Regions from separate parts of the Homo sapiens genome. Here region 1 is linked to region 2. A link is an interaction called in ENCODE POLR2A ChIA-PET data of the cell type or tissue named here. Cell type or tissue: IMR-90. All regions are shown on one strand. Links, peaks and the distances in the headings refer to the core of each region. The heading gives the core; the rest is flanking DNA.

Region 1 (16,211 bases), core at 4,691-9,690, 150 kb before region 2:
AACAGCAATTAGCAATTTCAGTAATTAGGAACTGGTTTGTAAAGGATAAGAAGAGCATGGAACTTTGTTAAAACCCTGTTTCTGTCTTTAAGGAAGTACACAGACACACTAAGGTGTGTCTCTTTTGGGAACTGTAAAATGTGTGAATATATAGGAAATATAAGCACTTGAATTCTTACCAGCGCACATGAACGGGCAAGGCAAAGTTTTCAAAGAGATGCCTAGCACAAGAGAACATTCAGGAGTAATGGAAATAATCTATATCTTGGCTCTGGAGTTGGTTATGTGCATACAAGCTTTTGCTGAAACTCTCAGACTTTTCACTTAAGATCTGTTAAGTCTTGCTCCAAAGTACACGTTGAAAAGTGCAGCAGAGGCACACAAAGTTGGGCAGTAGCAGACCTGTTCTATCACTAACTAGTACTGTGAGTTTAAGCAAATCATGTAACTTCAGTTTCCTCATTTGAAAAACAAGATTATGATGAATGATTTCTTAGTTCCCTACCAGCTTTAAGAGTCTCATTGACAAATTTTTTTAAGTAGTAATGATTTTATGGAAATTATTAATCTGATTTAGGACTTCGGCAATTTTAACTGTAAAAGTTAAAGTTTTATCCATTATATTAAGTAATACATGGATACATTATAATTATAAAAAGAAATTCAAATGATATGATAAGGCCAAAGTTTTCCTGGCACCCTTCCCATAATCCTAGAGGAAACCTGTCTTACCAGCTTGCAGTGTATTCTTCTAGGTTTCTTTGTTGTTAATGCAGGAGAGGTATTATGGCTCTGTGGCTGTTAGCCTTAGCTTTAGCCTCTGTGACTCTTCAGTCTTAAAGACTGAGGAATAATTTTGCCCAGATCCAGAACCCAGTAAAACCACTAGCCAGTGTAGAACCCTGCTGAAGTCATCCAAACTCCCTATGCTTCAGTTCCGAACTAAAAACAGCAACAAAAATGGCAACCACTCAGGAGATTGTTGTGCCGATTAGATATGGTACATATAAAACACACAACAGAGCCTGGCACCCAGGAAGTATCAGTTATTACTGATAAACTTTTAGCTATTTTGTAATAAAATATCTATACTTACTTCTTCACCAATTCATTTGAAGAATAAGTAATTTAAACACATATCCTAACTCAAGAAAGTCACTCAAAGAGCAACATGAAATACAAATGCACTCAGGAAAATAGATCTCTTCTCTTGGAATATTTAATCATTGATCTTGAGACCAAAGTCTTCTTTGATATCATCTGATAAACCTTGCAGATGAGGGAAGTCAGGCTCATCAAGTTATGTTACTAACACTTCAGATTTTTATTTAATATGGGAAATATTTAGTAGGTGGGGGGAGGGATGAAAAATAAAATTGAAGAGAGCTATGTCCAGCCTTGTCTCTATAGTTTTGTCCCATCACTGAAAATCATTAAGCAGTCATGATACCTAGGGACCCGAGGACACCGACAGCATAACATGGCTAAACACACTGTGATGAATATCTGAGCTTTGTTTCTAACTTAGGAATGAGGGTTCAATGTGCTTGCTTTATTTTCATTTAGCATTTATTCTATAATAGATTTTCCTTTCTTAATTAAGAATCCTTTAATCAAGGAGGCCGAGGCAGGAGAATCGCTTGAACCTGGGAGGCAGAGGTTGCAGTAAGCCGAGATCATGCCACTGCACTCCAGCCTGGGTGACAGAGCGAGACTCTGTCTCAAAAAAAAAAAAAAAAAAAAAAAATCCTTTAATCAAGCGGGGGAAAAGCCTGCCTGGTTAGATTTGGATTTTACTATTTTCTTGACACAGAAAGACACAGAGACTAAAGTTTCAACTGAGAAAAAATAAAGTATCACGTTTTCTTCCACTTGAGCCTAATCAATTTTTTACCTTTACACACAGTGATAAGAGCCTGTGCCAAAGGTTCTTGATTCTGTCTACGTGAAAGGGCTATACCTGACAGCCACTTAGTCCACAAGTCAATAGCCTTCAATAATGAAAAGTCAAGGGCCCTGACTCTGGGTTTGCACCATTCCTGCACTGCTCCAGGACAGATGCTCCCTCTGCTGGGGTGGCCCCTGCTCTGGCAGATGATCCTTTTGCTCCCATGACAACCCACCGTGCAGAGAGCACACCCATGCAGTGCCCTGTTGGAGATGAGAGAGACGAAGGGTAGAGCGAAAGACCGGGGCTTGCCCTTTAACCAGACCCAAATGTTTCCCTGGCCTTCTTGGCTAAATGCCATTATCAACACATTTCCAAGAGCAACAGCTGGCCTCGGGGAGCAGTGAACTATGGCCCTTGTGTGATTTAAAGATCCCTCTGCCCCACATTTCACCTCACTCTCCTTTTAAACTGTCTGATACACTGTATTTGAGACTTATTCCTTTAGTTTAACAATCATGTCTTAAGATGTAAATGTCCTTGGGACCATTTGCTAATGCAGTAAGATCCATCAGTCATTCCTGCTACGGCATGAGTTTGTTTCATCCATCCCTTTCTTTCTACCAGCTAAGATCATCAAATCTAGAGGAGGAGAGTTGGGTTATGTTTTATTGTTCTTATTTTATCTTTTGACTCAAGAGATGAACTTATGAGGGAAGGAAGGGTGATTTGGGAGAATAGGGCCCTGCTGGGAAGGGTAGGGAGGTGAGTAAAAAGGGTGGGCTTCTGGCAGACAGCAGGAGGGCCTGGATCAATCTGGGTGAGTGGGGAATCCAGCAAGGAAGCATACATCCAAAACAAGCCCCATTATTTCACAACTATGGGACTAGCCTACTTCAGGGAATATCACTCCAGATCTTGGCCATGACCTAGAGTTGCATAAAATCTGCTTATCTTTCAAATTAATACCACAGTGATTGATGAGAGAGCATTTTTTCAGTAAACTGAATTTAAAACCCAGTGATCACATGAAAAAAAGCATAATAAAAAATCACACACACACACACACACACACACACACCCATCATGTACAAATTATAATTTAGATAAGGAATATAATTCCCAATTACAAAGTGAAGGCTGTGGCAGTATTATGTATAATGACCTTGACAGAGAAGATTATCTTCCCACATTGGCCTGCCACCCCGTCCTACATTTTGTATAGCCGTGACCATGCCGTATTTAGGATGGAATAAGGACAAAGGCCTACACAACCATTGATCCCCCGAGGATGGAACGACTGGCTACTTTTCCTCAAAAGTGTGCTAAGCACATGTGTGAGCTGGTAGCTATGGATTGCCTTCAAATAAACAACTGTTTCCAAATCTGCCTGGATTGTAAAAATCACCCAAGGTGCCTGTTTAAACCAAGCCATTCCACAGAATTCTGATTCAATAGGCCTGGAAAGGCCCCAGGAAATTGTGTTTTTCATCAACACTTCAGATTACTTTTGTAATCAGGCATATGCTATAAATACCAAGATAAGACGTCTACAATTTCAGGAAGAAAATTAGAAAGGGGGAGAGGCCAGAGGGAGTCATTTCTTTCTTGAGCTTGGAAATATGCATTGCTGCCCCGTTTAGAGGATAGAGTATGACTTCAGGCCCAATTCATTGCCTGTCTTGAGCTGAGAACTTTCCATAATATCAACAGAACATAAGAATCCCAGATAAAGAGGGAATTCAGCTCTTATGTACGAAGGCCTATTAATATCCATAAACTCACTAACCTTTTGGAAATATGCAATTAAGATCTAGTGTTGACCGGACACGGTAGCTCACGCCTGTAATCCCAGCACTTTGCGAGGCCAAGGCGGGCAGATCACTTGAGGCCGGGAGTTCAAAACCAATCTGGCCAACATGGCAAAACACCATCTCTGCTAAAAATAAAAAAAAATAAAAAAAATAAAGCCAGATTTGTGGCACACACCTGTAATCCCAACTACTCGAGAGGCTGAGGCAGGAGAACCGCTTGAACCTGGGAGGCAGAGGTTGCAGTGAGCCAAGATCATGCCACTGCACTCCAGCCTAGATGATAGAGTGAGACTCCGTCTCAAAAAAAAAAAATCTAGTGTCGTGGAGCTTATTGTGATATTCCTTGATATGCTGGTGGTAAAGGCCCCACCACTGCCAAAAAAAAGATGAATGTTGCTACTATAATGGTGCAGCCAGAGTTCTGAGATAATAAACTAAAGCTGGTTAACACAGCAAGTTAAAATGTGGGTAGTGCCCAGAGCTAGTTTGAAGTACAATACACAAATGGAACACAACTTTTCACAAGAATTCCTTTACCACGGAGCTAGCTGTATTCAGAGCCCCATTCAGCAGCCTCCTAATACATGGCCTAGGCCTGAAAGGGAACACAGGAAAATAAAACAGTAATTATATGGAGCGATAGGATTGTAAGTGAAGTTTTTCTATATTTATTTTCTGTATTGTTATTTTAATATGAATGAGTGCAATAAGAAATCAGCAGTTTTTAATGTATTACTTGCTATTCACTCATGACTATTTTGTCAAAAAGCAAATGAAAGTATTTCTTAATGACAACTGAGCCAGTTTACTAATGCTTCTATTCATGAAGATATTATATTCCATCAACACATTCCTCTGTCATAAACTTCATTTTCAGACATGAAAACAATATAAGAGGCACTGAGACTCATGTCTCAATTTTGGAAAAAGCATTTCATACACTATGAAAATGGAGTTCAATGCTTATTAAAATAGCACTGGACATTCTGGAAAAACTTAAAATATGCCACAGAAGCCTCTGAGGTAAAGAGAAGGGAGAAGTTAGGGTTGAGAGGGTTAGGAAGTAAGAGCAGGGTGGAAGAGGCCAACAGCCCAGGAATTTCCTTGGTACAGGTAGGCTTTGGTCTTTTTCACTGCCTAAGGCTGGGGCCAGAGCCTTGAGGAAACGCATTGTGGTTAGCCCCAGGCACCCCAGGACAGAAAGGCTCTCTGGTGGAAATAGAAATGTACATTGGAACCATTGCATCTGGGCCTCATGGTCCTTTCATGCTTTGATAGAGGGAAGGGGTAGAGCAACTGCCTAATGGTGGGACTGGGAGAATGATCACAAACAGGATGCTAGGCTGCTGAAAGTGGAGTGGGAATGGCTGATATCAGAGGGAGGGGCTAAGACCAGCCCTGTGATGGTGGGGGGAATCCTGGCTAAGTGAGGGAAAAGGAAAAGATAAAAGCCCCAAGGAGAAACCACGAGGACTTGCAGCCCCACTGCTCTGTAGCTGAGTGCAGGCAGTCAGGCACCCAAACAGACAGACAGACTAAGGCTGTTCTCAGCCATCATGGCTGAGCTCAGGCTACCCTGCTTTGCATATCTCATGAGCATTTTCATGTTTGACCACAGCTGACTAAAGTATATTTGCTTCCAGACAATTTGCTAATAGAGATATAACTGCAAGAGAAAGGCAGATATTCCAGTCCAGGCCAATAGGAAAAGCTGAACTTTCACCTTTCTCCCAGAGTTTATGATGAGGTTTGGAATTCAGACTAATGTTCAGAAGACTTTTTCTTTCTTTTTTCACTTGACTTTCCAAATGATGGCAGGGACCTTAGATAACAATTTTCAAACTAATATTTTCACCAAAAAGGATTAGATAAAAAACAACTAGCAATCTTTCTTTTTATATTTTGGTTTAAAGTTTAGTATTCTCTTTCAGGTGGAGGATGACCAGTTTTACACTTTACTGAAAAAAAAATATGTTTTAATTTTATAATTTACTTTCCCAAGAGTCCATCAGATTTCTCCAAACACTCATCTAGAATATATCCTTCAATTTTTCATGAGACTCTGGACATCAATGGGTAAGACTCTTCCATGACATCATGACACCTTAGCCCAAACACCCTCTCCTGTGGTTGTATTTCCTTCTACAGTCATGTGCTGCCACATCATGTTTCAGTAAAACAACAGATCACATACACAACAGTGGTTCCATAAGAGTATAATGGGCCAGGTGTGGTGGCTCATGCCTGTAATCCCAACACTTTGAGAGGCTGAGGCAGGTGGATCACCTGAGGTCAGGAGTTCCAGACCAGCCTAGCCAACATGGTAAAACCCCTTCTCTACTAAAAATACAAAAATTAGCCAGGTATGGTGGCGAGCACCTATAATCGCAGCTACTTGGGAGGCTGAGGCAAGAGAATTACTTGAACCCAGGAGGCGGAGGCTGCAGTGAGGCAAAATCACACCACTGCACTCCAGCCTGGGCAACAAGAGCAAAACTCCATCTCAAAAAAAAAAGAAGAGTATAATGGAGCTGAGAAACTGCAACACCACAGTAAACAAACTTAACTGCAAGCAAGAGAGCCAGGATTTGAACACCCCTGACTCCAGACCCCGTGTGCTGAGCTACCAAGCCTTCCTGCTCTCACCAGTGTGAAATATTAAATGCTCTGGGATCACCTCCTCCAAGTAGCCTTCCTGGCCAGCATTTCCACCCCACCTCCTCTGCTCTGGGTTGCATCCGCCCTTAGTGTTCTCATAGCTCTTTATCAATTGTCTCCCAGCAGGGACTGCATATCCCTTGAAGACAAGGTCCATGGCTTATTATCTTTATAATCCCAGCACCTCCCAGGGTGGCTAGCAGAGAGTAGGAGCTTAAGGAGTGTTGAAATAAGAGACATCTAGAGAAGATGCCAGAATTAAACATCTATTATTCTCATGTTGAATCTATTATATATATTTATACTTTCATTTTATATAATGGCATTACTATAATTATCCCTTTTACAACATAATATTGATGGCTAATTTAGATGAATTGATTCTATTTTCAAGTAATTCTGCTAGAGCTCTTTGACTATAGTAGGCAGCTAAAATATTCAAGGTATCAACAGTGGCCAAATGAATAAATAAAAGAAAAATAAAGGTCATATATTAAATAAAGTGGAATCAAATAGTAATTGTTAAGAGTGAAGGCCAAAATGTAACCAACCATAATGAATATTTAAGAGCTCCCATTTTAGCAATCAATGCCCTTCCCCCACAGGAACTCACTATAACGCACTGCTCAGATCCCATTGAAGGGAAGAGTTCCTGTCACCTCTCTTCCAGATTCCCTGTTAAGCCAGGCTTTCTCCTCTCGAAAGCACCCTTAACCCTTGACTTCAGGAGGCTGGTAGCAAAAGTCATGACACAGAGAAAATGTGCACTAGCAGAGTCCTTACTGGGAGCACAAAGTTAGGAGCCCAGCTCCTGAGCAAGAGAGCAGAAGAGCATAGTGGTAAATCTTGAGCCTATACCTACTAGCATTTATCTTGAGCAGGTTACTTAACTTCTTCAGGTCTCAGTTTCCTCATATGTAAAACAGCCCCTACTTCATAAGTCTGCTGGGAGGATTTGGTAAGATGATGTATACAAAGTACTTTCCACATTACCTGGCACATAGTAAGTGCTCAGTAAATGTCAGCTACTGTGGTCTAGGCAGATTGGTGAGTGATAGCATCAATGTCTCACACAACAGAACCAGCCTGTGGGGTAGCTTTAGCACAGGTTCCAGGATTGGAGAACTTTGATCCTCAGTGAGTCCTGCAAGAATATGTCAAGGGAACTGATATGGTATAGATTGCCTGGATGCAAATGATCAGTTTCTAGCTGTGTGAGCTTAGAAGAGTGGCTTAACATCATTGTGCCTCAGTTTCCACATGTGTAAAATAGTGATAATAATTGTACCTGACCCATACATTATTGTGAGGATTAAAGGTGTATTTGTGTGTGTGTGTGTTGTGTGTGTACAGGTATATCCATATATATATATACATGTGTAGTGTGTATGTGTGTATACATATATATGGATATACCTGTACACACACAACACACAAACATATATGAACAGCTTTGGTACAAAACAATATAAATAAGCTGTTACTGTTATTATTCCAGGTGACCTTCAGCCTTCACTTTCTACCCAACAGCTCTGTGTTGAAGCAGATAGAGAAATGACATTCTATGTGGTCACTGAGGGAAATTTTAAATATCTTCCTACATTTGTTCAAATAAGCTGAGAAATCCTTGGTACTCAGTATGTCTACTGGACAAAGTTGGAGTCCAATATTTCAATAGGACCCTTTCTGCTTTTAAATTATTTATTAACCAGTTTGTGACAATGTACAAGAATTCATATTTCTCCTATAAAAGTCTGGTTCTCCTGCCCCTAAGTGTTTCAGAGAAAGAAAGAGGTCTGGCTCAGGAGAACAGTTTTGTCGAGTAAAAATGGCCCCAAAACTGTTTACAATTCTCATTTGATTACTCTTACCATAGAAAACAAAACAAAACAAAAAAACGGTTATGAGGACTTTAAATAAAACTCATTACGTGAAAAGGAAATGGCAAAAGTCACACAAAACTATTGCATAGTTTCTGAATTAAGTCAAATAAAGTAAGGAAGCATCCAAGATAAGGCTGAAACACACCCTTCCCACTAGTGATCTGTTATTCTCTGATAAAAAAAAAAAAAAAAAAACTAACTAATAGAAGCCAACCCTGGGCTACGTGAGGTCCTTGCAAAAGGTACCTTCTCTATTTCCTCCTATCAATATCCACAGCAGCGCTGTACCAAGACATTTCTGCACCCTAGTGCTTTCATAGTCACTAGATCTCTCTCCCACCCCCAACACCACCCCCCTCAACACACAGACAGTTACATGGATGGTTTGGGGTGAGGGCGAGGAAAGAGAAGACTGAACAGTTTCTGATTCACTGCACACGCAGGGTCCTGTTGTAAACACCTGGACACTCAGCAACCACCAGCTCTCCCCCATCATCCCTCCCCAGCACTTGGTTTCCGAACATGGAAGAAATAGCCCCTTCAAAAGACTGTATCTAAAACTGTCACAATGCCCACCCCATACCCAGCACAATGCAGAATTCATCAATATCATATTTAACAGGCCCCAGAAATTTCAAACTACTAAAATTTTTCTGGTAGTGCTATCTGGATACATGCCTGTTGCATTTTAAGCTAGATGAGGTAAAATACTTGAAAGAATCCTATACTCTAGCTCTCCTAATATAATAATATACATCATTTATTATCCAAACTTGCCACATGTCAGAAAGCCATTACTCTGGTGGCAGCTCAGCAGCCTATGGAAAATGAGTCAGGACACTCAGTCTAGTTGCAGATGGCAGATGCCTGGGTCACATATCACCCATACAGGGGACAAATCTAGAACCAGTGTCCCAGTGAGGTTCGGTCGGTGGCAAGACAGGCCAGAACAGGGAAATCTGGGACCCCGAGTAGTCAGAGTCCAGGAGCAGAACTGGTGTGGGAGAAAGGTTCCAAGAGGGACAACTGGTACTAAGGAGTTCACAGAAGAAAAAAGGAAGAAAATCTGGGGCCTGAGGCAGCACACCACCCCAGGGAGGGGACCAGCTGAGGCTCAGTCATAAGGAACAGGACAAAAACCAGTCACCAGTGAGCCACACCAGATCTTTTCAGGAATTAGTGGTGTTTGGATACACAAACACACATAAATATACATAACTATGTATGAGAGAGAAACTCTAGTTTAGAAAGCATAGAATTAGGTATCTAGTCTCAGATTTAAGCCTCACAAGCTATGTGACCTTAGGCAAATCACTTACCCTCTCTCAGCCTATTTCAGTAGCCGTAAATGGAGACTACATCTTTCACACTTGTTGCACAATGTTGTGAGGACCTGATGAAAGAACAGATGTGAACACAGTTTATAATCCACAGTGCTCAAGAGCCATAGCAGGGGCTTCTTTCCTTCCTTATTAACATACCTGAGGGATGCTCTGGAAGGATCAGATTCTGTGCAGCCTTTACAAGCCCCCTTTTGCCTTTCAAGTCTACTCACTCTCACTCTCTCTCTCTCTCTCTCTCTCTCTCTCTCTCTCTCTCTCTCTCCTCTCTCTCTCTCTGAAAATCATTGCTCTAGTCCAACAATGAAGCAGACATTTAATTATTCTAAGTTCATACTGGAGGCCTGGAGGCCACGAGGCTCACAGATGTGGTTTCTTTAGCCTGCAGTTTGGCCTGTACAGGGTACCTCTTCCCACTTCTCATGCTCCCCAAAATTACATATATCCTGTACAACTTCTAATATTTAAAAATCAGTAGATTCCATAAGGATTTAGCTTTATAGCTTCCCTTGAAAAAAATCAAAAGATCTAGCAACACTGGATCTAAATTCCCACAAGGCAACACCATGGTACAACAGTGGTTCTCAAATCGCCAAAGTGTATTAAAGCAGAGACTGCAAGGCTCCCATGTTTAGAGTTTCTGAATCAGTGGGCTGAGACGGGGCTGAAAATCTTCCATTTCTAACAGGTTTCCAGGTGATTCTGATGCTGCAGGTCCAGGGACCCATACTTTGAACACCACTATGCTAGATCTTTGTATGGGCTGCTCTCTTTACATAGGGTGTGCAACTCCCATTTGCCATAGCACCCACCACCTCCTATTGTCAGTGACACAAGTAAGAATCTGATGTCATTTATCTGGCTAACTCTGTTGTTTTTCTTACACATGCAAAGCCATGTGACTGACTGAATCTACCCGGCCTCCTAGGCAATTGAGTTAGCAACCTCTGCTCCTTGGAGGCAAGAACTCTGCCTTACCTAATACAGCACTCTCTTCTCTTTCTCCCTCTCTCCTCTCTCTTCCACACACACACACACACACACACACACACACACACACACACCATCCCATACAATGTCTTGCACATAGCATTTAAATATATTAATTGATTTTAATTTCTGCATACAACCTAAAACTTTCAAGGCCTGAGGATAAGGGACAGAAAGACTTTTAAGCAAGGAGTTGGTGTAGTCATCTCCTCTTACCTAACAGATCCACAGCTAAGAGCAGGGGGGCCATGCTGCCTCAAATCTCATGGAGATGGGAGGCAAAGAATGAACCAGATCAATGGGTCAGCCATGAGTTCTCCTGAGATCCACTTGTCCAATTAGCTTCTCAATCCTAGTACTTATCCCCAAATCCCCTAAAATTAGCTACCATCCAAGAGTATTATCAACTGAGCAATTCAACAAACTGCCTTCACTGATTGGTTTTGTTATTCACCAGCCTGAGGGCATGGGGGACACCTGGGTAATAACTTTATGTCTCTTCTTGCTTTATTTTCTATGAGCCCATTAATAAACCTGGAACAAATTCTGTGTGCATTTCAAAATCCACTAAGTAAAGTCACTACGGAAAACAATATGGAGGTTCCTCAAAAAACTAAATATAAAATTACCATATGATCCAGCAATCCCACTTCTAGGCATATATCCACAAGAATTGAAATCAGTATGTCAAAGAGATATCTGCACTCCCGTGTTCATTGCTGCAGTGTTCACAATAGCCAAGTTATGAAATCAACCTAAGTGTCCACCAATGGACAAAAGAAAGTGGACATATCCAAAAGAAAATATGCTAGGTGAAATAAGCCAGGCATAGAAAGACAAATACTGAATAATCTTACTTGCATGTGGAATATAAAAAAGTTGAACTTATAAAAGTAGAGAATGGTGGTTACCAGAGGCTGGGAGTCTAGGGAGTGGCTGAGGAGATGTTGGTCAAAGGATATACAAAGTTAGACTGGTTAGACGGAGGAATAATTTTTTGAAATTTATCATACAGTAGCATTATTATTATGTATTATTAATCATAGTTATAGCACTGTATTTTATATATCAAATTTGTCAAAAGAATATATTTTAAATGTTCTCAATAGAAAATAATGGTAAGTATGTGAGGTTATGGATATGTTAACTCACCTGGTATAATCATTCCATAATGCATACATATATCGAAACATCACATTGTGCCCCATAAATATATACAATTATTATTTCTCAATTAAACATAAAGATTTAAATTTTTAAAAATCTACCACAATGCAGGCCAGACTCTTTCCCTTGTCCACTCCCAACTCACATGATCTATCTCAGTTCCTTGGACCAAAGCCATGGTTTGTGTAAAATGACCCCAAATTTAACTTCCACGAAGAGTTTAAATGTTTCTCTTCTCAACAGTGAAATAGGCAGTTCATTCTAGAGACTCTATAAAAGACACCAGTCATTAAGGCAAACAAATTTTATCCTTCTTTCATGGGCTAACAGTGAATGAAAAGAGGGGTACACCAAGGTAATTTGTGAAGGCGTAAGCACAAGTCTTGAAATTAAAATATTCTTGAAATGCGACCAACAAGGACGAAACATTTAAATTAACGGTTAGAGTCCTCTCCTGCACTGTCAAAAAGTAGCTTCAGAGCAGTATTATTATTTTATGGAAAAGGGCCTGGAGACCTATTACAACTTCCCAGGATTATACAGTTATAATCAAAGACAGAGACTAACTCATTCTCAAATCCACAGCCTCAAAACCAATCGTCATCACTATCCATAGGCCTTGTATCAAGGGCATACCTTCTCCACAAACTGTCTCCAAAAAGCTTAAGGACTCAAAGGCTGAAGATGGCTCAAAAACGAAATGGAGCATGATGATTACTCCTTAAAACAAGGAGAGAGAAACAGAAAATTAAAACATAGTGAATCAGAGAAAAGACATGCAAACACACTTTTACAATGACAAATGATTCCCAGCCCAGACATACTTTGCTTTAGTCTAGTTGAATGTAATAACAAATTCCAAGAAAGAACAGATCTCTCAGAAGGAGACTGGGAAGTAGAAACAAAGGTAAAAGAGTCTGAGACAAAAGTTTTCAAAGCCCATCAAGCACCTCCAGGGAGAGCCTTGGCCAAGTGTCCCAATCCTTAATGAACAGAAATGCCTAAAACCTGTGAATTCCAGGAAAGCCAAAAGGAAAAGACTAACAGATTTGACCACATAAAAAGTAAACACTTCTATAAGGTAAAAGATCCCATAGCAAATTCAAAAGGTGAATGAATATAGACAAGGAGAAAGTATTTGAACCTATGTGAGAAAAAGGGTTAAAATTATTTATTATATTATAAACATCCCTCCACATACACATATACCATACCCTCCACCAAAAATGATCAAGGACAAACAACCCAACAGAAAAAATAGACAGGAGAGGAAATTCATGGACAAATCATGAAACAGGAAATGCAAACATCCCAAAAACATGCAGAAAAATTCACAATCTCACCTGTAGTCAGAAAACATGCAAATCAAAATAAAGATGTATTGTTTTTACTGATCACACAGCCAGGGGTAAAAAAACAAACGAACAAACTAAAAAACTAAAAATATCAGCATCACCCAGGACTGGCAGGAATATAAGGAAACAGATATGCCTCTATGTTGCTTGGGCTATATAATCCTTGGAATATAATTTGGCCATGCTTAATAAAAATAGTATGTTCTTTGATCTCAAGTCCCTCCTTGGAGAAGTGCAGTGGCAAAAAATAACCTCAACATTCATCAACAAGAGAAATAATTGAATATATTCCAGACATCCATACGAATATTGTAAAGTTATTAAAAAGAACAAAAATAGCATTAATTTGGGAGACAGTAAAAGGCAGTGGTAGCACTTTGGACTCAAAAGCCAGATTGCCCAAGTTCCAGCTGCTGCTCCCACAATCACTAGCTGTGCAACTTTGGGCAAATTAATCACATGTCAGTTCCTTGTCTACCCACTGGGGACAATAGTGCCATGGTAGTTGTAGGGTAAATGAGGTGAGGCACAGGGCCTGGCACCCAGCAGGTGCTAGAGTGATGTCCATGAGATTCTGTTGGGAGACGGAGAGACTGCACAAAATGAATAGCATGAATCTATTTAAGTTAAAAAAAAACTGTTTTATACAGTGGACTCTGTGTGTATGGGTATGGTGGTGGTGGTGGTGGTGGTGGTGAGAGGAAAGGAGAAAGTTTTAATTTTTTCTTTCCACATCTCTCTGTCCTTTGGCTTGTTACAAAGAACATGTCTTACTTCCGTCATTTGGAAAAATGATTCAGTAACATTTTTTGGAAGTGGGGTAGACGAGCATGCTTCACAAGTGCAGGGGATACAAAGGCATAATTAAAGACGGGAGTGAATCTGGAAACCAGGAAGTTTGGTGTGTCTGGAGCACAGATCATGTGCTGCAAAGCAGTAGGATATAAGGCTGGAGAGTACATATAAAGGAAGGGTCATGTGTTCAAGGGAGGGAGTGTAGACTTTAGCCAGATATTCATGGAAAGTTCTTAGGAAGAAAGGAATGCAAAATATCAGCTGTGCTCCGGCAACCTAAAAAATAGATTCTACCTCCCCACTGAAACAAAACTTTCAGTGGCTCCTCTTTACTCTATGTAGGGATAAAGTCCAAGCCTAAGTCCATGAGCCTTATCTGCAGCCTTCTCACCTCACCCTACAGCTCTTCACTACCGCCGCACTCAGCTACCTGTGTTTCTTAGAAAACTCTGCCCTCTCCGGGTCCACACCTTGGTTCAGGTCACAGCTTCTGCACACAGTGCTCTTTCTCCTCATGCTGCACTAACTCCTCAGAGTTCACCTCAATTCCCTAAGGCTCAGTTTCCCATCTAAATCCTCCCATATTACCCTAAGATTATCCTAAAAAAATATTTTGACATTGATTTATAATTGTCAGCTTATTGTTAGCCTCCCCAACTAGACTGCAAATCTTTAAGGACTGGTACTTGATATGATTCCCTGTTGACTCCTCAATACCTAGCACACCACACAAAAGATAGAGATCTTGAAATATTTGTGAAATAAATGAATGCTTTTAAATATATGAGCCATCTAACTAATTTCCCTTTCTAGTATTCAATGTTTTTCAAAAAGCTTTCTGATTCAATTCACTATCCTTTATATGTCAGCCCATAGGCAGAGATTTTTCAACACATCATGTTGGTGCAACTCTGAGTCCATGTGACAGTTATACTGCTCACCAGAAACTAATAAATTGGCTTAGGGATTTTATATGTCACTCTTGCAACTCAGTTCATGAAAGTTCTTTCCTGGAGAAAAAAAATTTCCATGTGCTGGCAAAAGCAGATTTCTTAGCATTCAAAATGAAAGGCCACAACTCTGAACCATGAAAAATTAGTATGATCAAAGCCCCTTGAAAGGCCTTTTCTGGGTACATCAGGGCCTTGATTTATTCATTTATTCAGCAAATATTTAGTAATCCCCACCAAATGCCAACCTTTGTTCTAAGCTTTGAGGATAGAGCAGGAAACAAGACAGTAAAAGCTCTACCACCGTGAAATCACATTCCACATTCTACTAGGGGCTAACAGACAGACAGATAATAAACATGTAAAAAATAAGATAATTTCAGGTAGTGCTAAATGCTATGAAGAAAATTAAGCAGGATAGAGAATGATTAAAGTTGGGGGAGAGGATGTGAGAGCTCTTTAGACAGGTGGTCAGGATAAGGCTTCTCAGAGGAGAGAATATTTGAGCTGAGACTTCAGTGATGAGAACAAGTCAGCCATGAGAAATGGGGTAGAGAATTCCAGACCCAGAGGAAGATCAAATGCAAAATCTCTAAGTTAGGAATGAGGTTGGAGTATTCAAGCAAAGACAGAAAATCAATATGACTGGATCATAATGAGCAAGGAAGGCGATTTGAGAGCAATCAAAGGGAAGGTATAGAATAGGTCATATAGGCCATGATAAAGAGTTTGGATTTTATTCTAATTGCAAGGCAAAGACATTAGTGAAGTATAGGAAGGGAAGTGGTAGGTCTGATTTATATTGTTAAATGGCTAATAACAGAGAATGAACTCTGGGAAGGCAAGAGTGGAAACCAAGACGCCAGTCAAGAAGCTGTTGTCATGGTTCAGATGATAGCTGCTGATGGCGTGCACTAGGATAGTAGCTATAAACATGGAAGGTGGTCAGTCAGATTTGGGACAATATATTGGAAGGCCAGTGGAACTTGACAGTTGGATACTGGAAAGAAGAGAAAAAGAAGAATCAAAGTTTTGATCTCTTGGTTCTCTCATCAGAAATTTCTACACCTGCATGCTGCTAAAAGTCAGTTGTTCTACTGCAGATCTTTCATTCAGCAACCATAACAATGTAAAGCTAGTCAAAATTTCTGCTTCTGCATGACAATACTCGAATTATGTGTGCCAATTTATTATAGAGGAGTCAAAAACAGTTTATTTTGCATTAAACTAAGGCTCTTAGCTTCTGAGGGGTTTTTTTGTTTGTTTGTTTTTTGCAATCTGAAAAGCAGATTGCATTTTCTAAAGACCCAAGTACTTATAAAACAACATCGATTTGTACCCCCTTTAAAAAGCACCATTTCTATATTAGAG
Region 2 (12,604 bases), core at 1-5,000:
TCTCAGATTATAGCTATTACAAACAAATTCCTATAAATACGTTTTTACAAAAACTTCTTTTGGGGAACAGGGACACAAATTTTTGTTGGATATTTACTTAGGAGTGGAATTGCTGAATTGAGCAGTAGGTTTCTATTTAGCCTTAGTAGAAAATGCCAGTTTTTCACAGTGGCTGTACCTATTTTTATCCCCATTAGCAGTATATTAAAGTTCCTGTTGATCTACATCTGCACCAATGTGTGGTATTTTCAGTCTCAAAATTTAGCCATTTGAACAAGAATGAACCCTAATGTAAACTATAAACTTTTAGTGAGAATGATGCATCTAGGTAGGTTCATGAACTGCAACAAATGTACCACTGTGGTAGGGGATGTTGACAATACGGGAGGCTATGCTTGTGTAGGGGAAGAGGATCTATGGAAAATCTATCTTCTGCTCAATTTTGCTATGAATCTAAAATTGCTCTAAGAAATGTGTGATTCCATCATGTAACATTCTCAAAATGACAAAATTATAGAGATGAAGAACAGATTAGTGGTTGCCAGGGGTTAGGGATAGTGGAGGTGAGGCAGGTGGGTTAGACTCTAAAGGGGTAACTTTAGAGAGCACAGGGAGAACTTTGTGGTAATAATACAGTTCAGTGTCTTGACTGTGGTGATAGTTATATGAATCTACATGTGATAAAATGGCACAAAACTATACACATACATTTGTGATAAGAAATGTCTATTTTCTTGTTTTAATATTACACAACATATTTCCTTTTTTTTTTTTTTCCCTAGAGACAGGGTCTTGCTCTGTTGCCCAGACTGGAACGCAGTGGTACGACCACAGCTCTCTGTAGCCTTGAACTCCTGGGCCCAGGTGATCTTCCCACCTCAACCTGTAGCTGGCACTACAGGTGCATGCCACCATGACAGGCTAATTTTTTTTTTTAATTTTTTTTTTAAGAGATGAAGTCTCACTATGTTGCCCACACTGGTCTTGAACTCCTGGCCTCAAGCAATCCTCCTGCCTCAGCCTCCAGAACAGCTGGGATTACAGGCATGAGCTACCTTGCCCAGCATTGTGCTATAGTTACATAAGATGTATATATAGTTATATATAAGATGTGACTTTTGAAGGGAAGTGACGGTACACAGTACCTCTCTGTACACTTTTTGCAACTTCCTGTGAATCTATAAATATCTCAAAATAAATATTCAGAAAAAGCTTTTAATGTAGTCATCCTGGTAGGTATATGTGTTATCTCACTGCAGCTTTAATTTGTATCTCTCTGATTACTAATGAGGCTGAAAAGCTTGAGTATATTTGCTGATTTGGATAGCTTCTTTTGTTGAGATGACTATTCAATACTATTGCTCATTTTTCTATAGGGTTGTCTTTCTCTTATTGATTTGTAAGAGTTCTTTATAAAATATTGTAAATACTTTTTGACACTTTTTTAACTTGCCTTTTTATTCTCTTATAGTATCTTGATGAAAAGAAGTCCTTTAATGTAGTGCAATTTATCAATCATTTCCTTCATTGTGCTTCCTGTTCAATAAATCTTCCCCACTGAAATATTACTGAGCTATTATTTCTATAAGTTTTATTATTTTGTGTTTCACGTTTAGAACTATAATCCATCTGGAATTCACTTTTCTAAACTGCATTCACATTTTGTATAACCTTACTGATTTTTTGGTTCTGATTGCTCCATCTTACACCTTTCTTTATACGAAAGGTGTGTGTTACAATCTCCCACTATGATTATGAATGCACCTATTTGCCTGCAAATTTTATGTACTTTGAAGCTACATTATTAGATGCACACAAATTTAGAAATATTATATCTTCTAAGGCAATGAAACTTGTCATGATTATAAAATATCCATCTTTATATCTTGAATAAGTTTTGCCTTAAAAACCTACTTTGCCTGATAGAGTAAATAGAGTTACACCAGCGTTGTTGTGTTTATTGCCACTATTTATTTAAATATATACACATATTTACCCTTCCCATTGCTCTTCATTTCTTCCTGCATCTCCAACCTTCTTTCTGGAATCATTGTCCTCTGCCTGAAAAATTCCCTTTAGTATTTTCTTTAAAGCAGATCTGCTGCAAATAAATTTTCATAGTTTTCATTTCTCTGATAATATCTCTATTTTACCTTCATTTTTATACAGGTTTATTTAGAGCTTTATTTTACATCTCATAAATTCACCTATTTAAGCGTACAATTCACTTATTTGTTTACCTTAATTCTTGAACACTATTTTCCCTTTCTTTCAGGCACTGTAACTACATCATCCCTTTGTTCCCTCACCTCCATTATTTCTACTGAGAAGTTAGCTGTAAGTCTTACTATTAATGCTTGTAATCTGTCCTTTTTATCCAGCTTTTGTTTTCAGTTGTTTTATATGGTCTTGATGAGGTTTTCTCTGTATTTATCTTCTTTGAAGTTTTTAGGACTAGAATCTGTCCTTTGGTGTCTTTCATCAGTTTTGGAAAATTCTTACCCATAATCTCTTCAAATATTACTTACGCTTTATTCTCTCTCTCTTCCCCCATTGGAGGATCCAATGATATGTGTTAGACTATGTCTCTTACACCCTTTTCTGTATTTTCCATCTTTTTGCTCAATGCTTCACTCTGGATTTTTCTTTTGATCCATCTTCCAGTTTAATAATTATCTCTTCACTGTCCTGATCTACTATTAAGCCTACCCATTGCACTTGATTATCATATTTTGTATTTCTAAAATTTCCACTTGATTATTTTTTAAAGTTTCTGGCTCTATACTGAAATTCTCCATCTTATCTTTTATTTTTTAACTTATTAAAAACAAAGTCTGCTTGATAACTCTATTTTCTGGATCACTAGGGGTCTGTTTCTATTTCCTGTTGTTTCTTTTGTTTTTTTTCTATCATATCATATTGTCTTCTAATATTCCTAATTATTTTTTGAGGATCAGACACTATTACTAAAAGCTTGAGGCTTAGGATGGAACTGGCAGATGAGTCTGAGGGAAATGAAGACCCAAATGCCAGCCTTATTTCTCTAGGTTTTCTTCTCTTTCCAGTTTTTTTTTTTTTTTTTTTTTTTTTAGCTTCAAGCCTTTTATTCCATTTTGGTAGGTTTGTATAAAAATACTCTCTTTAGGAAAATAAATAGCAGCTGCTCTCACTGTGGAGGCTTGGATTCCCTGGAGCTGAAGGCTTCTCAAAGCTGAGATCTGCAGATCAGCTCATCACAGAAGCCATGGGCACCTCCCAAGCTGTGCGGTTCAGGAGGGGGCGGCAGAATGGCCTGGTCCAATCACCTGCTGCTGCTGGCAGTGGGGCTGGTGAGTTGGTGTTCTAGGTGGGTAAAGTGGCACCTTCTGTCACGGGGGTAGGGTTGGATCACAGGAAGAGGGTGATGGAGAGTGTGGCAGTGATCTGGAAGGGGTTAGGGCTCCAGAGGACCTCTAAGGATCTACAAAGTCTCTGGGCTTCCAGGATTCCTCCGGCAGAAATGGGAAATATTTTGTCTCTGATTTAGTGCAAATTGTGCTAGAGAGGCCAGCTCTAGAGAAACAATGGGCAGCTTTGGTGGCCCCAAGCTGGCTCTACTGTGAAGCACAATATGGTTAGTCTCATTAGAGGGATGGAGAAGCAGCTGCTGGAGTTGGGTATGGGATACTGTCCAGGCCAGCTGGACTGGTGGGGGAAGGGGAGCAGACGTTGCTTAGGGTGGCACCTGCAGGGAGTAAGGCTCGGGTGCCTCACAAAGCGAGGAGGGTTGGAGAGCCAAGGGGGTCAGAGGATGGGTCTCCGCTGCTGCTGCTACTCTTGTGATGAGCTGAGGCACAGGGCTCAGGAGTGCTGGGGTAGGTGAAGACCAGGCTGGGGGTGAAAGGAGTTAGGGAGGGTGTGGTCATGAGCTTGGGGGTGTGCAGTGCCGCAGGTTCAAGCACAGGCCCTGGGGAAAGGGAGATACAAGGTACAGGGCGGCAGGGGGCTGGCGGGCTGCTGGTGCCGCTGGTACCGCCTGTGTACCCCTCCTTGGCTCCTTCGGGGATTTTGCAGATGGGTCAGTGGGCTTCCAGCACCAGCTCCAGGCGCTCCTTCTGCTTCTGCAGCTCCTCGATCTCTCGCTGCAGCCCTGATTTCTCATCTTCCAGTTTATCAGTCTCCGCCTGCAGGAAGTCAGTCAGTTCCTTCCTCCAGTTCCTACACTTGGCCGCAGCCAGCTTGTTCCGCTCGGGCCTTACTCGGCGGCGCTCCTCTTCCTCCGGGCTGATCTGTTCACAAGGCCTTGGACACACCACTGGAGGCGGCCCCAGGGCCCGGATGGCTCCTGGCTGGGGTTGTAGGGGGCTGGACTAAGGGTAGGTCAGAGGCCTGGGGCAACTGCTGGGCCCCAGAAAATGAAGCTGTACCATCCACTGCAGCTCCTCACTGCCACTCATGTTGCTGATCCTTGGCACGAGGTGGAACTTCTGCTGGGCTGCCTGCACTGCGGCCGGGGGGCTGCGCGGGGTCGCCATACCCACGCCATTCCCGGAGCTCGGGCCGGGTTCCCTGAAGTCTCAGAACATGCCCCGGGCTGGCGGCTCCGCGTGGTCCACGGCCGCTGGCTTCCGACTCTCTTTCCAGATTTTGACCACATGATGTTTTACTGTCTTGGCCCTCTACTGTGCCTTCACACAGATTTTTTAAACCTACTTTTTCAGCTGTTCTCAGCAATAGGGTTCATCTGAATTAGCCAGTCTACCACAACTGGATGCACAACCAAAGCCTAATTTTGGTTTTTGTTTTTGTTGTTGTTGTTATTTTTAATAAATTTATACCTTGCCTTGTTCAAAAAGGGACCAAAGAGATTTAATGATCTAATGGATATAAAAAAATTTGTAGCCTGGGCACAGTGGCTCACACCAGTAATCCCAGCACTTTGCAAGGCTAAGGCAGGTGGATCACCTGATGTCAAGAGTTCGAGAGGAGCCTAGCCAACATAGTGAAACCTCATCTCTATTAAAAATATAAAAATTAGCTGGGCGTGGTGGTGGGCGCCTGTAGTCCCAGCTACTCAGGAGGCTGAGGTAGGAGAACTGCTTGAACCCAGGAGACGGAGGTTGCAGTGAGCCGAGATCACACCATTGCACTCCAACTTGGGTGACAGAGCAAAAAACTCCGTCTCAAAAAAAATAAAATTTTGTAAACAGATTACAATTCAGTATAAGTCAAAAACAAACATACATATGTGGTGCAAAGGTAGAACAGGAGAGTAATTTTTCTGGGATTGAGCACAAAATTTATCAAATAAGATTTTCCTGGAAGAGTAATATCTGAACTGGGGTTTATTTAGCTAAAAGATAATGAATTTGGCAAGTAAACAATGTGAAAAGCCACTGCAGGCAGAGGAAACTGCACATGCAACTTGGTATTTATGGATACAAATTTTAAAGCAGAGAGCAACAGGACAATGAAAATATGTAAAAGCCAAATCAAGAATTCATGAATTCTTGCTTGCCAAAGAATTTGAACTTTATCCTGAAGGGGGTGAGGAACCACTGAATAGAATTAAGAAAAACAGAGAAATAATCATATTTATATTTTACGATGATGAAGGATTTTAGAAGGATGAAGGATTTTCCTTGGAATCATTTACTTTGAAAATAATGAAAGCCTGAAACCATCAATGGCCACTGTTGCTCCCACTCAGAGAAAGCGTAACTGAAAATGAAGCTAACACAGAGCAAAGTACACCAAAGATAGGGGTAAAGAAAAGCAAAGTCTTTCTTTGGTGTCTTATACAAAGCCTTGCCTAAAATCAAGAACTGCTTCTTGGACTTGTAGTAAATTATCTAATTTGCTAGGGAAAAAAAATGAAATGAGAAATAAGGAGGAAAGACTACTCTGACAAGAGTTAAGCTAGAAAGAGAATGAACTAGAGCCAAGAACATCCTATAAAACTTCTATAGAGAGATGACGCATGGCAGTAGGAATGAATATGAAAGGACTGATAGGACCTAGTGACAAACTGCATGTTAGAAGTTACGATAAGTGGATGGGGATTCCTAAGGCATCCAAGCAAAATAAAAAATATAGGTTTGGGGTGGGTTTTCTTTCATTTTTTAAAATGAGAGACAGAATATAAAAAAGATGCCTATGAAACATAAGACAAATAACTGGAGAATTTAGTAGGCTACCGGTAATATAGTTCTAGAGTCCCACAAAGACACAAGGGAGTCATTAGCATACAGTTAATAAATAAAAACCCAAAACTTAAGAATAGAGTCTATCATTTCTAGACAAGCTATCAAAATAATAAGAGAAGTAGGCCAGGGATAAACCAGGGAAGACCACATTTTAAAAGGCAAACTGGCCAGGCACTGTGGCTCATGCCTGTAATTCCAGCACTTTGGGAGGCCAAGGCGGATGGATCACGAGGTCAGGAATTCGAGGCCAGCCTGGCCAAAATGGTGAAACCCCATCTCTACTAAAAGTACAAAAATTAGCCAGGCGTGGTGGTGCACGCCTGTAGTCCGTGGCTGAGGCAGAAGAATCGCTTGAATCCGGGAGGCGGAAGTTGCAGTGAGCCAAGATCGCGCCACTGCACTCCAGCCTGGGCGACAGACTGAGAGTCTGTCTCATAAATAAATAAATAAATAAATAAATAAATAAATAAATAAATGGCAAACCAAGGCCAGGCGTGGTGGTTCATGCCTGTAATCCCAACACTTTGGGAGGTCGAGGCAGGCGGATCAGCTGAGGTCAGGAGTTCAAGACCAGCCTGGCCAACATAGTGACACCCCGTCTCTACTAAAAATACAAAAATGAGCTGGGTGTGCTGGCGGGCACCTGTAATCCCAGCTACTGGGGAGGCTGAGACAGGAGAATCGCTTGAACCCAGGAGGTGGAGGTTGCAGTGAGCCAAGGTTACACCATTGCACTCCAGCCTGGGTGACAAGAGCAAAACTCCATCTCAAAAAAAAAAAAAAAAAAAAAAAAAAGGCAAACCAAAATTGTAAACTTAAAACTGTAAAATAATAAATCCTGTTGTGTGTTTTATCACAATTAAAAAACAAAAGTAAAAAAGGAAGAGGGCAACAAGACCACTTTGTTGTGCCATAAAATATAAATGTGCTGAACAGATGACAACATGCTGGTTATAAGCAGGAACCATCTTGAGAGAGCTCTAACCTGACTAGGTTTGAGATATTCTGAACATCAAAATGAATGAGGACAAGAATGGATAGAAATCCATGTTGGAGTCCATACTATCACTAAAAAGGGAGAAAATTAAAATATAAAAATAAAAAAATGAAGTGGAGAGGAAAGTTCTTCTTTATAGAAGAATACTAACAGACATATAGGGAATAACAAATTTAAAAATCACCATCTAAATAAAAAAATAAAAATAAAAAATAAAAAACATTAACCTAAAAAATAAAAAAATAAAAAATAAATAAAAATCACCATGTTGGCCGGGCGCAGTGGCTCACACCTGTAATCTCAGCACTTTGGGAGGCCGAGGCAGGTGGATCACGAGGTCAGGAGTTCGAGACCATCCTGGCCAACATGGTGAAACCTCGTCTCTACTGAAAATACAAAAATTAGCTGGGCGTGGTGGTATGCGCCTGTAGTCCAAGCTACTCGGGAGGCTAAGGCAGGAGAATCGCTTGAACCCGGGAGGTGGAGGTTTCAGTGAGCCGAGATTGCGCCACTGCACTCCAGCCTGGGGACAGAGCGAGAGTCCACCTCAAAAAAAAAAAAAAATCACCATCTTATAATAAGCATAATAGCTGATTCAAGCAAAAATCACCAATGGAAGCTAAAATACTGAATAAAGACTGTTGGGGAACACAGTTTTAAAATATCACTCCAAGGATCATTTATTAATTACAAAAGAGAAAAGGTACATTTACAGTGAGCAAATCTGGTAGATATCATCATAACCAAATGACCAAATCACCAATTCTAACCACATCAAATTTTGTAACTGACATCACATGTCTCTGGAGAGCATATACTAAACAAGGCACATTGCCTATGTAATGTTCTTGTCAAAAATACTTAACCTGGCTGGGCGCGGTGGCTCACACCTGTAATCCCAGCACTTTGGGAGGCCAAGGTGGGCAGATCACTTGAGGTCTGGAGTTCGAGACCAACCTGGCCAACATGGTGAAACCTTGTCTCTACTGAAAATACAGAAAATTAGCCAGACATGGTAGTGCATGCCTGTAATCCCAGCTACTCAGGAGGCTGAGGCAGGAGAATCACTTGAACTCGGGAGGCAGAGCCTGCAGTGAGCCGAGATCACGCCATTGCACTCCAGCCTGGGTGACAGAGCGAGACTCCACCTTAAAAAAAAAAAATCTTAACCTGAAGCTAATCATATAAAGATATCGGGCAAATCCAAACTGAAGGACAAAACAACTGGCCTGAACTCTTGAAAAACATCAATGTCATGAATAGCCAAAAAGAAAAAAAAAGGCAGCACAACTATTCTAAATGAAAGAACATTAAAATTATATGACTCTCAAGGCAATGTGTGATTCCTGTCTGGAATTGACTTAGAAAAAAATAAAAGAAATTATAAAGGACAACTGAGACAACTGGAGAAATGTAAATATAAACTGCATATTCAATAATAGCATTCTATCAATGTTAAACTTCTTGTGTTTTTGATAATTGTGGTTATGTAGGAGAGTGTACTTGTTTTTAGGAGATACTTGCTGATGTATTTTAGGATAAGCTGACATAATGTCTACAACTAACTTTCAAATGATTCAGGAAAAAATGTATATATATGCACCTATATATTTATACATAGAAAAAAAGGAAATATGGTAAGATGTTTGCCAAATCTAGGTGAACAATATACTGGCATTCCTCATATTATGTATGTAACTTTTCTGAAGGTTTGAAGTATTTCAAAATGAAGACTTGGAGGGAATAAAATATAGATGCATATTACTGATACAGAAAAATATTCATAACATTAAGTGAGAAAATGGCATTGTCTTTCAAAGTCTACATTTCTCTGCAACTCATATTGGTCTGACTAGAAAGAAGAAGCTTAAGCAACAAGGATTTCCCTTCAGCCAAATTGCTTGAAAGAACCCTTGGTGCTTCAACTTTCTCACTTCCCATTCATGTCAATGTGAATTACAGTCTGATGGTAGGTCCAAGGTGGTCAGCAGTAAGGGATTTTTATTTTTTTATTTTACATTTCTTCATTTATTTTTTTTTCCCAAGACAGAGTCTTGCTGTCTTGCCCAGGCTGGAGTGCAGTGGCGCAATCTTGGCTCACTGCAACTTCTGCTTCTCGGGTTCAAGCAATTTTCTCTGCCTTAAAATAAGAAGTCAGTGGGGGAAAAAAGATGAAGCTGGTTGGGTGCAGTGGCTCACATCTATAATTCCAGCTCTTCAGGAGGCTGATGTGGAAGGATTACTTGAGGCCAGGAATTCAAGACCAGCATGAGCAACACAGTGAGACACTGTCTCCACAAAAAAGTAAAAAATTAGTCAGGTGTGGTAACACATGCCTGTAGTACCAACTACTAGGGAGGCTGAGACAGAAGACTCCCTTGAGCCCAGGAGTTTGAGGCTGCAGTACGCTATGATCTCACCACTGCATTCCAGCCTAGGCACAACAGGGTGAGACCCTGTCTGAAAAAAAAAAAAAAAAGAAAAAAATTAAAGCTATAGTTGAGATAGAATGTGTCCCTTTATGGGTCATAATCTCAGACACCATTTATTTTCTTGGCTTCTTCAGTGAAACTATATATAATAACCACACCTTTTTTGTTGTTGTTGTTTTGTTTTGTTTTGAGATGGAGTCTTGGTCTGTCGCCCAGGCTGGAGTGCAGTGGCACGATCTCGGCTCACTGCAACCTCCGCCTCCCGGGTTCAAGTGATTCTCCTGCCTCAGCCTCCTGAACAGCTGGGAGTACAGGTGTGCACCACCATGCCTGGCTAATTTTTGTATTTTTAGTAGAGACAGGGTTTCACCATGTAGGCCAGGATGGTCTCGAACTCCTGACTTTGTAATCCGCCTGCCTCTGCCTCCCAAAATGCTGGGATTACAGGCGTGAGCCACTGCGCCCAGCCCACACCTATTTTTTTCCTCCAAATTACCACTAGTGGACTTCCTGTCTCAATTGTTCCCTCTCCTTTTCTTTAATACCTTAAAAAGTTCAATCACTTTTCCTGCTTTAAGTCTCCCTTCTTTACTAAATACTCCAAAATCTACATTTCTGGCCTTCTTATCATCTCTAGGATTTAGAGAGAGGGCAAAAGACATTTTACATAAATAGACACCATGAATCAACTCAACATTTCCAAATCTGATCTTAAGATCATTCTCTCCTAGGTTTTCCTTGCTAATGTCCCTACTTCTTTCACAAGGTATTATGAACAGATTCTTTAAAATCGCTTCCCAATTTTGGCACTTTTTCATTCTCACGTAGGTTATTAATGAATGTTGAGAAAATAAACGATATTCCTTTTGTTCAGCTCTTCATTTCACCCTTGGATTACTATAAGTGGGTTTTTTAACTCAACTTCTGTCCTCCCCTATTCTGATCTAGGTTAATGCCTCACATATATAAACCTATTAAACCACTATTTTGATCATTCCACTTTCTTTATAAAAACTGCAATTGCTCTTTATTCTAAATTCCTATAAAGCTTTCAAGACACTTTGCAATCTGGTCCCACCTCACCTACCCAATCTTCAGAGTACTGTAGTGCTAACATTTAACTTACAGAAATTCAATTATACTTGTTTAGCAATAATAATACTTTTTAAATGGGCCAGCAATGCCACTGCTATTCTACTCAATGAATGTATGCATTGATGTAATCAAATCCTAATGTTAATGCACAGAAAGAAAAACCTAACGAAAGGATGAATACATTTCGATAATGTCCTGACCACTGAAAAGTGCCCAAACAAGTATAGTTTTACCATATCCTTTCATGTTCAAAAATGTTGAAAAGCATAGGGAAATAACAACTAAAAGTAGAAAGAATTATTTTAAGTATTAGCCTCTGGCCAGGTGCAGTGGCTCATGCCTGTAACTCCACCACTTTGGGAGGCCAAGGCAGGTGGATTACTTGAGGTCAGGACTTCGAGACCAGCCAGGCCAACATGGTGAAACCCCATCTCTACTAAAAATTCAAAACTTAGCCAGGCATTGTGGTGAGCACCTATAATCCCAGCTACTCAGGAGGCTGCAGCAGAATTGCTTGAACCCCGAGGGTGGAGGTTGCAATGAGCCAAGACCCCGCCACTGTGCTCCAGCCTGGGCAACAGAATGAGACTCCATCTCAAAAATAAATAAATAAAATAAAGTAAAATAATAAAATTTAAAAAAAAATCAGCTTCTAAAGAGAAAGATGACTATGGACAGGAAGACCCATCAAATTAGAATCTTTATAAATATGCTCAAGTACTTCAAAATTCAAGCACTTCAATACTTTATTTTATAAATATGATCCTGCTACATTACTACATATATATTTAGAAGCTTTTTTTTTTTTGAGACAGAGTTTCACTCTTGTTGCCCAGGCTGGACTGGAGTGCAATGGTGCAATCTCGGCTCACTTCAACCTCCACCTCCCAGGTTCAAGAGATTCTCCGGCCTCAACCTCCCAAGTAGCTGGGGTTATAGGCGCCCACCACCACGCCCAGCTAGTTTTTTATATTTTTAGTAGAGAGGGACTTCACCATGTTGGCCAGGCTGGTCTCAAACTCCTGCCCTTAGGTGATCTACCTGCCTCAGCCTCCCAAAGTGCTAGGATTACAGGCATGTGCCACCGCGCCCAGCTTTAGATGCATATTAAGGTGTAAGGCTATGCATAAAGTGATACGTATTTTACTGGTGATTTAAGAGAATTAGGAATGTTTTGATCATTCTCAATTTTCAACTTAAAAGGGCTCTAAAACCTATTCCCAAATAATATTGAACTCTGTTAGATAATTCACATACTTAGCTCTCATTAGATAATCAATGTCAAGAAACTTTTTATTACTCAGGAGCCAATTTCAAAAAAAAGTTGTAAACTCTGTATTTTTTTCATAAATTATATCAACAGGCTATTAATAAACACATTCGTGCTTACATATTACTGTATTCTATCAGTGAAGGAGTGACTAGAAACTTTATAAATTATATTGTAATTACTGGCCATAACTCTTTTTTCTTTTTTTTACTACTGGCCATAATTCTATTATTTGATGAAGACACTTCAGAAACTCATTTGTTTTCCATTTATTGACTTTATAAGTTTTTAATTTTGAATTCTGGGTCACAAAAAGTACTCTTCAATCCACTTTCTTTGAAACACAAGATTTTCTTCAGCCACTGTTCTAGCAATAACCACATCCAGATTTCATTATTTAAGAGGCAATCTACCCACTTAGAGCACCCCATACTACTTTCTGTCCTCAACTTCTCTTTTTTACTGTTCCCCTTCATAAATCAAACCCACCAGCTACCTTCTCTAGCTAGACTACTTATTCTCTGTTTTGATTTTGTACATATATCCAAATATTGCCTAATAATCAAGGCAAAACTCTTGCATGCATCAAGGGGAGAACTTTTTGAAAGAATGTATAAAAGAGCAA

The links. ChIA-PET counts read pairs that join two places held together with the same protein. Peaks named below come from ENCODE experiments on the same cell type or tissue, not always from the same donor. Only the 100,000 strongest peaks of a DNase experiment are listed, where the experiment ranks them.
Region 1: POLR2A ChIA-PET joins it to region 2 with 8 read pairs; 1 of 35 experiments calls an interaction of 5 or more read pairs at or near these places.

The regions. Positions count from the first base shown.
Region 1 is chr4:128,296,387-128,312,597 of GRCh38, reverse strand. No RefSeq gene overlaps it. Among named protein-coding and RNA genes, the nearest start is that of PGRMC2, 17 kb to the right of the region's middle. In IMR-90, for the core only: no CTCF peak of the experiment used is centred there; no DNase peak of the experiment used is centred there; H3K27ac peaks cover 169 bases.
Region 2 is chr4:128,147,350-128,159,953 of GRCh38, reverse strand. All of the region lies in intron 11 of LARP1B (La ribonucleoprotein 1B), which reads right to left. It also overlaps the pseudogene FOSL1P1. Among named protein-coding and RNA genes, the nearest start is that of LARP1B, 92 kb to the right of the region's middle. In IMR-90, for the core only: no CTCF peak of the experiment used is centred there; no DNase peak of the experiment used is centred there; H3K27ac peaks cover 1,258 bases.